Regions from separate parts of the Homo sapiens genome. Here region 2 is linked to region 1. A link is an interaction called in ENCODE POLR2A ChIA-PET data of the cell type or tissue named here. Cell type or tissue: HepG2. All regions are shown on one strand. Each heading gives the region's core, and the rest is flanking DNA. Links, peaks and the distances in the headings are about the cores only.

Evidence for each region. Peaks named below come from ENCODE experiments on the same cell type or tissue, not always from the same donor. Only the 100,000 strongest peaks of a DNase experiment are listed, where the experiment ranks them.
Region 2: POLR2A ChIA-PET joins it to region 1 with 5 read pairs; 1 of 35 experiments calls an interaction of 5 or more read pairs at or near these places.

What each region holds. Positions count from the first base shown.
Region 1 is chr2:43,806,143-43,810,539 of GRCh38, reverse strand. It overlaps DYNC2LI1 (dynein cytoplasmic 2 light intermediate chain 1), which reads right to left. Exons shown (of 13, transcript NM_016008.4): 13 at 530-835. The coding sequence ends at 773. It also overlaps a transcript of ABCG5 not described here. Among named protein-coding and RNA genes, the nearest start is that of ABCG5, 30 kb to the left of the region's middle. In HepG2, for the core only: no CTCF peak of the experiment used is centred there; DNase peaks (open chromatin) are centred at 2,049 and 3,969.
Region 2 is chr2:42,612,647-42,617,043 of GRCh38, reverse strand. The region is part of intron 4 of MTA3 (metastasis associated 1 family member 3); the gene reads right to left. The region is part of intron 2 of LOC105374555 (a long non-coding RNA gene); the gene reads left to right. Among named protein-coding and RNA genes, the nearest start is that of MTA3, 46 kb to the right of the region's middle. In HepG2, for the core only: no CTCF peak of the experiment used is centred there; a DNase peak (open chromatin) is centred at 2,053.

The DNA.
Region 1 (4,397 bases), core at 324-4,323:
AGCAATTATACTTACTCAAAATGAACTTGGCTAGCAGGTACACACATCTACAGATTGGAATGGCTTCTTAAAGGCTATCCCACCTTGGAAATAATCCTGGTTATCCGCAACACATGATGTTTTGTCCTGCTTCTTGATAGGATATCTCCTTAGATGTGCCTGTTCTTCAAAAAGTGGTATTTAAAATAAATGTGTCAGTCTCACAGCAGGGTGAAATTGGTGCTGATTAAAAATGCCCCATTCCAGACCACTGATGGCGACACTCTAGGTGTGGGGACCTGGGAATGTGCATCTCCTATTTCAGGTGCTTCTTGCGCCTCACTGTTAAGAGTAAAATTTTGACATCTGTGAACCCAATTCCGGTTTCCTCCCAGCTACAGCTGAGAATGCCTTTTAGAAAGAATGTGTCTAACGTGGGCACTTAACCTTGCATTTAAAACTGTAACCAAATACTCTTACTTTTATATTCCTAAAAACATATAAGCAGAAACTTATACATGCTGAATTGAGTATATACCACTTAAACATGTTAGAGGTAGGTAGTAGAAGATTCTTTTATTTTAAAAAAAATTACACGTGGTTCTACAATAATTTTTCCTTTTAAAAAGCTTCAAGATATACAGGGAGATGCACTAGTCCAAGAAATCCAGCTTGTCCTTTAACAAATTATACAGTTTAACTTTCTTCACATATTGCCACAATAGTTAATTCACAGTATAATCTTATTTGTATTTGGAAAAGAAGAAATAAATATACAATAATTGAAATAGGTTCAAGAATCAAGCTCGATTTGTTTCCAAGACTTGGAAGAACTTCTTTTGTACTGTTCCAGTTCCTAAAACAAAAATATGTATCACTTTAAGAAAAATCAACTTTACTAATTCAAGGAGGCACCTTAAAACTGCCTTCTCATTTTTTAGATATATCAATGAATCCTTAGTAGCATTATCATTCTAAATATTTCTTGCCAATTATTTTGTAAATGATTATGCTTAGGACTTATTTTCTAGAAATACTGTCTTCAGAGTTTCTGTGTGGCTAAGCAGCACTCAGAGATGAATTTATTAAACTTTCAGACAAAATTATGTACATAAACTACATAATACATATGAATTGTCTTTCAACTAATGAACTAGACATCTGTCATCCTTCAAGTATTCAAAAGTGATCTTATTTTAATTGTTTGCTGTTCAGCTCTAATCAAAAACTTGGTTGAAGTTAGCAAAATATTTAAAAAATACATACCCAGGCTGGGTGCGGTGGCTCATTCCTATAGTCCCAGCACTTTGGGAGGCTGGGGCAGGAGAATTGCTTGAGCCCAGGAATTTGAGACCAGCCTGGGCAACATAGGGAGACCGTGTCTCTACAAAAACTGAGAAAAATAATTATCCAGGCATGGTGGTGTGCGCTGTGGTCCCAGCTACTTGGGAGTCTGAGGTGGGAGGATCGCTTGAACCTGGGAGGCCAAGGCTGCAGTAAACTGTGATTGCGCCACTGCACTCCAGCCTGGGTGACAGAGTGAGATCCTGTCACAAAAAAGTGTGTGTGTGTGTGTGTGTGTGTGTGTGTGTGTGTATCCTTTGTCCCAGTGATTTTACTTTTAGAAATTTATCATCCATAACAATAGAGCAATGCACAAGGATGTAAAAGAAGGAAACCCATTGCTCTGTCTCAGCACAACTGGAAACAACTTTGATGTCCCCCAGTAAGGACTGATTAAATAATTAGCGTTCATTCACAGGTGGCTTCCAAGGCAGCCAGCAAAAATAACAGTGGCCACATGAAAACATAATGTGTGCCACATGAAAAAAGCACACAGATAGGGAGAGGGCAGGATACTTCCATTTTCTATTTTATATACATCTATCTATAGCTCTTGAATTTTTTCACAAGGAGTATATCTTACCTTTACAATTCATAAATAAATTTTAGTGGAGGTGGCTATCCTGCACAAGGCAACTGACATGTAAAAGGGACCATCTAAGGGGATGCCTCTTGGCCTCCTACATGTTGTTCAATGTCTAAATAACTGTACAAAGGTTGTCACTACTTCAAATAAAACGTGGTTACTCTGCAAGATGAGGCAATCAATGCCCTTTGGCTAACATAACTGAAGTTCACAGTTGCTATGAAAAGAAAATCCATTCTAATTTTCAGAAAAATTGCAGAGCGTACCTTTCATACCTATACCCTAAGTTACTAAAATTTAAATGTTAAATGTTTCAAAATGGTATATAGACTTAGGAAGAATTTTTCCTTGTGTGTTTTTTTTTTTCCTTTAACTTCCTCATTGGATTCTAGGAAGAATTTTCATGGTAATAATCATATGTAGTCTTTACAGCTTGTTTTATTTTTTTCTAATAAAGCTAATTCAGTTCACCAGTTATCTACCACTTGCGGTTTTAAAGATTAACTCATAAAGAATAAACAAATTGTTTACTGCAAACTTTGTCTTTAACTGGAAGTTAAATTATTTTTACCAATGACAAAGGTGAAAATGTTGTTTTGAGATTCTTTGCTGGTAGTATCTCCCTTTTGCAGACAGCAGACTGTGAGAAAACTAGGGCTATCACACAGGCCATGCCAGAGGGAGAAAAAGGAATAACCAATATGAGACAAAAACCACCAAGTCCACTAGATCTTCAACATGACAATGATACGGCCTCAAAATAATGCATTGATGTTTTAAAGGGATAGCAAGTAAAGTTTTCCGAAGATAACTGTGGTTGGCCAAGAAGACCTTAAAAATAAATGTTAACTGTAACCTTTTTTTTTTTTTTTTTTTTTTTTTTTTTTGCTTTAACAAAAATAATAGAAAAGAAGCTGGGCACAGTGGCTCATGCCTGTAATCCCAGCACTTTGGGAGGCCAACTCAGGAGGATTGCTTTAGGCGAGGAGTTGAAGACCAGCCTGGGCAACAAAAAACAAAAAAATTACCCGGGCATGGTGATGTGTGCCTGTAGTCCCAGCTACTTGAGAGGCTGAGATGGGAGGATCCCTTGAGCCCTGGAGTTCAAGGTTGCAGTGAGCCATGATCTCCCCATTGCACTCCAGCCTGGATGCCAGAGCAAGACACAGTATCAAAGAAAAAGAAAAAAACACAAAAGAGGTAGAAGGGCTCAGCAAGTGCTTTCCACATTCGCATTCCCTTAAAATCGGGAATGCTCTAAAGCTAGAGGACTTTTAAAAAACAGAAAATACTACTTAAGTATTTTCTGGTGCCCATGTGAAGTCTGGCAAAAGACAGAACTTTAAATAATTAAAGAGGGCTAATCACGAAAGACCCTAAGTCTGCAGGAAAGATGAAAGGGGTCTTCCTACCAATCCTCAGATCCTTGAGGACTGACTTCACAGCACACAATTGGAAACAACTTAAGGTCTCACAACTACTCATGAAATAGTATGAAATAATATTCAAATTAAAAATTTTATATAGTAGAATGTCAAAATTTAGATTCGGATTATCAATGAAATAACAGCAACAACACTGGTAATTGTTAGGGTATCTTTACAGCTAAAGCATAAAATTATGTTAAGGTCCTGTGTGTGCAATCTGGAATCAATTCGTCTAAAACCACACAAATAAAAGTGGTTTAGAGGCAAACTTAGGACAGCATAACTTTTCAGGTAGGTTAAAAAAAAATCTCGAACCAAGAGATGACAGGAATTGGTGATCTGCTGGCAGTGAGATACAAGAGATGAATGAAGGGTGATATGGGTACTGTGGGGCTGCCTTCCTTTTCCACACAAAATTCTTATGGTTTTAAGTCATTTAGAGAAGACAGATTTGAATGTGAAAACTCATGATGCTCACAAATACCCTAATCCTTTAATAATACTGATGTATATGAACTTAATAAAAGTGATCATTATACAATATAAACAGATATTCTTATCAACAACAACAGTTAATCATTGACTCCTAGATAAATATTAATCAGGGATGACTTCCAACTAATCCTTATAGCCAGGCTGCAAACATAATAAGGGTTACATAAGGTCATTTTCCTGTTTCTACAACATGCCTCTCACTTTGCTACAGCTATAAAACCTCTAAATATTCATGGCATATTTTTCAAAAGTCTTCTGGACCGTTTACATAAAATGTTTTGCTTACTTCTCCAACAGCCCCCGAAGGTGAATACTGAGAAAAAAACCCTGGCTCCTACTCCCAGCTGACAGCTGTTTTCAGGTTACCCTCGCAACAACGTGACTGCCACCTGAGAAGTTGCTGGGGCTTTCGATCTAGTGCTTAGCATATATAAGTTTACTCATATAAGGACAGATTCTGTACAACGTCTCATTTTATCAAATAAAACTAAAATCTAAGTTTGCTTGTTTGTTTTTAGAAAAATCTAGGCCAGGCGCACTGGCTCATGCCTGTAATCCCAGCACTT
Region 2 (4,397 bases), core at 187-4,186, 1.2 Mb after region 1:
ATACAAAAAAGCTTTCCTATTCTCTGTCTAGTATTCCATTTAAAAGTCCGAGGTTGACTCAGAACAAGCCACCCTTGCTCAGAGTGTGAGCAAAAAAAAGAAAAAGCACGAAATCTAAAATTACATTTAAAGTCAATTGCAATTAAGAAGATATTACTCAGCTAGGCACGATGGCTCACGCCTGTAATCCCAACACTTTGGGAGGCCAAGGCAGGAGGATCGCTTGAGACCAGCAGCGATCGTTTGCGAACAGCCTGGCCAACACAACGAAACCCCGTCTCTACAAAAAATACAAAAATTAGCCAGGCATAGTGGCGTGAGCTTGTAATCCTAGCTATGCAGGAGGCTAAGGTGGGAGCATCATCTCAGCCAGGGAGGACGAGGCTGCAGTGAGCCATGATTGTGCCACTACATTCCAGCCTGGGTGACAGAGTGAGACCCTGTCTCAAAAAAAAAAAAAAAAAAAAAAAAGAAGAAGAAGAAGAGATTAATCAAATTTCTGTGAATGGCTTATTTCCTTAAAGAATAAAAGCAAAATTAAATGTAAACCCCATACAAGGTTCAAATCCTGAATGGCTGTAGGATACAATGTTCCGCAATAAACATTAAAAAAAAAAAAAAAGACAAGAGATCTTCAAGAATCTTATAATCTAAAATGAACTCTAAATAGAACCACCTAGGCCAGGCGTGCAATGGCTCACGCCTGTAATCCCAACACTTTGGGAGGCCAAAGCAGGCAGATCACCTGAAGTCAGGAGTTCGAGGCCAGCCTGGCCAACATGGTGAAACCCCGTCTCAACTAAAAATACAAAAATATTAGCCAGGCGTGGTGGCACATGCCTGTAAATCCCAGCTATTCGGGAGGCTGAGGTGGGAGAATCGCTTGAAACCGGGAGGCGGAGTTGCAGTGAGCCGAGATCACACCACTGCACTCTAGCCTGGGTGATGAGAGTGAAACTATGTCTCAAAAACAAAAACAAAGAAGAGATTATTAGCGGCCAGTCTCGGTGGCTCACGCCTGTACGGCCGGGCACGGTGGCTCATGCCTGTAATCCCAGCACTTTGGGAGGCTGAGGTGGGCAGATCACGAGGTCAGGAGATCAAGAACATCCTGGAGAACATGGGGAAACCCTGTCTCTACTAAAAATACAAAAAATTAGCCGGGCATGGTGGCAGGCGCCTGTAGTCCCAGCTACTCTGGAGATTCAGGCAGGAGAATGGCGTGAACCCGGGAGGCAGAGCTTGCAGTGAGCCAAGATCAGGCCACCACACTCCAGCCTGGGCGACAGAGCGAGACTCCGTCTCAAAAAAAAAAAAAAAAAAAAAAAAAAAGAAGAGATTATTCAAGTATCTGTGGTGACTTATTTCCTTAAAGAATAAAAGTAAAATTGGCCAGGCGCAGTGGCTCAAGCCTGTAATTCCAGCACTTTGGGACGCCGAGGTGGGCGGATCACAAGGTCATGAGATCAAGACCATCTTGGCCAACATGGTGAAACCCTGTCTCTACTAAAAATACAAAAATTAGCTGAGCACGCTGGCGCATGCCTGTAGTCCCAGCTATTAGGGAGGCAGAGACAAGAGAATCGCTTGAACCTGGGAGGCAGAGGTTGCAGTGAATCGAGATCGCAGCACTAGGCCCAGATCCAGCCTAGGTGACAGAGCGAGAATCCATCAAAAAAAATAAAAAATAAAAGTAAAATTAAATGTAAACACTATACAAGGTTCAAATCCTGAATGGCTATTGGATACAGTGTTCCATAGTAAACATTAAAAAAAAAAAAAAGAAAAAAACAGACAATAGATCTTCAAGAACCTTATAATCTAAGATGAAGTCAAGCAATTCTCCTGCCTCAGCCTCCAGAGGAGCTGGGATTACAGGCACGTGCCACCATGACCAGCTAATTTTTGTATTTTTAGGAGAGATGGGGTTTCGCCACGTTGGCCAGGCTGGCCTTCAACTCCTGACCTCAGTTGATCCACCTGCCTCGGCCTCCAGAAGTGCCGGGATTACAGTCATGAGTCACCGTGCCCAGCCTAGGTTTTCTGCTTTTTGTTTTTTTTTTTTTTAAGACAGAGTCTTGCTCTGTCACCCAGGCTAAAGTACAGTGTCACAATCATGGCTCACTATAGCCTTGAACTCCTGGGCTCAAGCAATCCTCCTACCTCAACTTCCCAAATACTTCTGGGAATACAGGCATACGCTGCCATGCCATGCTAATTTTTTTATTATTTATAGAGACAGGGTGTCCCAATGTTGCCCAGGCTGGTCTTTAACTACAAGGTTCATGTAATCCTCCCACCCCGGCCTCTCAAAGTCCTAGGATTACAGGCATGAGCCACTGCACCCAGCTGAATATTAGAATATTTTAAAGCCGAATTCACTATATTACACGAGTTATATATAAGACTGGGTTATATATTAATATAATGAGTACAACAGCCCGAGCATCACAAAGCAGATAATGGAAGGGTAGGTTTAGAGATGAGATAAAAGAAATAGCTACATAATTGTGAGGAGTTGTGTTGCCCATCTCAAATTTACAAATTTTCAGTCTACTTATGAATGAATGCACAATGAAAAGATATTTGTAAGTCAGATGATACAAATTTAAAAGTTATTGAATATTTGTAGTAAGAAAATCTATCAGGCTGGGCGCAGTGGCTCACGCCTGTAATCCCAGCACTTTGGGAGACTGAGGCGGGTAGATCACCTGAGCTCGGGAGTTTCAGACTAGCCTGACCAACATGGAGAAACCCCGTCTGTACTAAAAATACAAAATTAGCCGGGTGTGCTGGCACTTGCCTGTAATCCCAGCTACTCGGGAGGCTGAGGCAAGAGAATCACCTACCACCGGGAAGCAGAGGTTTCGGTGAGCCAAGATCGTGCCACTGCACTCCAGTCTGGGCAGCAAGAGCAAAACTCCGTCTCAGAAAAAAAGAAAATCTATTAATGAAGATATTAAGTCATACACACATATTGGAACTGAATATAGTAAAATAAATACATATGATATCTAGCAGCTGACATAACAAGGCTTATAGTGCTTAATAATGTTTGCAACATATAATCTATTATTCAGCGACCTCAATCACTGTGCATAAATGAAGCATGCTGCCTCTCACTTCCCCTCAAAAAAATGTCCCAAAGGGATACTCACTACTCAAGCCCCATCTATCTCACAAACAAGAGATGAATCACTAACTCTACTCCGAAAAGTCCTGGGTCCTGTCCACTCTCTCTTCCGGTGGAATCAGAAGAAACAAAGAGTTTCCTCCCTGCCACTTTGGGAAGTGTTAAGCGTCTCATGAATATTATAGTTCACAGACTAAAAAGCAACTCAAGAATGCCTCAGTCAGGTTTTCTTCTATGTTCCAAAGAGCACCAAGGAAATTCTGGGCACTTGATAGTGTCCCTGAGAGTAAAACATCAGTATTCACCAAATTACCCTCTTTGCTGCCAAAGAACGATGGGGCTTTGATAATTTTCTCCTTTTAAAGCCAAAAAGATAAGGCATGACTTCAACATTAGCAAAATGTCAAGACCACTCCAATGTGCACTTGTTCTACATCAGCATGTGGGCTGGTTAGCACAGCTCCATGCCTTGGCCAGGGACTGCCCCTAACCCCATTCAGCTGTTTAAAAATGATGGCTAAACAAAGCTAAAATGAGAAAACTCGGCTCTGCCCTATTCCTCCTCAATTTGGAAAAAAACAAAAAGCCCCAAATGTCTATGTCTCTTCATCATAATTCAAAGGAATTACCACCCGGTAAACTCACTGAATTTATAAGCTAGGTCCCTTGTCTCAATTATCAAGCACTTATTAAGCTCCCTAAGCTAGAATATACTCAGGAAATGTGTTCAACAGTAACTAAACGATCATGTAGACTATGTAATTTCTATGTTCAACAAAGAAGTGTCTTGATAATTATATTTTAATATACTCTCTCAGTCCTTATGGAAGACAAAAAACACATCACTAGTTTTTCCATTCCAGGCAATCTGTTAAAAGAAACCAACGTTACTTATAAACAGATTTCAAGCTATCAGGAGAGTAAATTAAAAATATACTTGTGTCTTTTAGATACATTTTTAAAACCATTTGTCAGATTCTTGTTCTGGCAAGAGTCTTAAGACTGGCCACGTAACTTCTTTTTCATTATTTATTTATTTATTTATTTTTTGAGACAAGAGTCTCTCTTGTTGCCCAGGCTGGAGTACAGTAGTGCGATCTTGGCTCACTGCAACCTTCACCTCCCAGGTTTAAATGATTCTTCTGCCTCAGCCTCCAGAGTAGCTGGGATTACAGGCATGTGCCACCATGCTCAGCTAATTTTTGTGTTTTTAGTAGAGAGGAGGTTTCACCATGTTGGCTAGGCTGGTCTCAGAATCCTGACC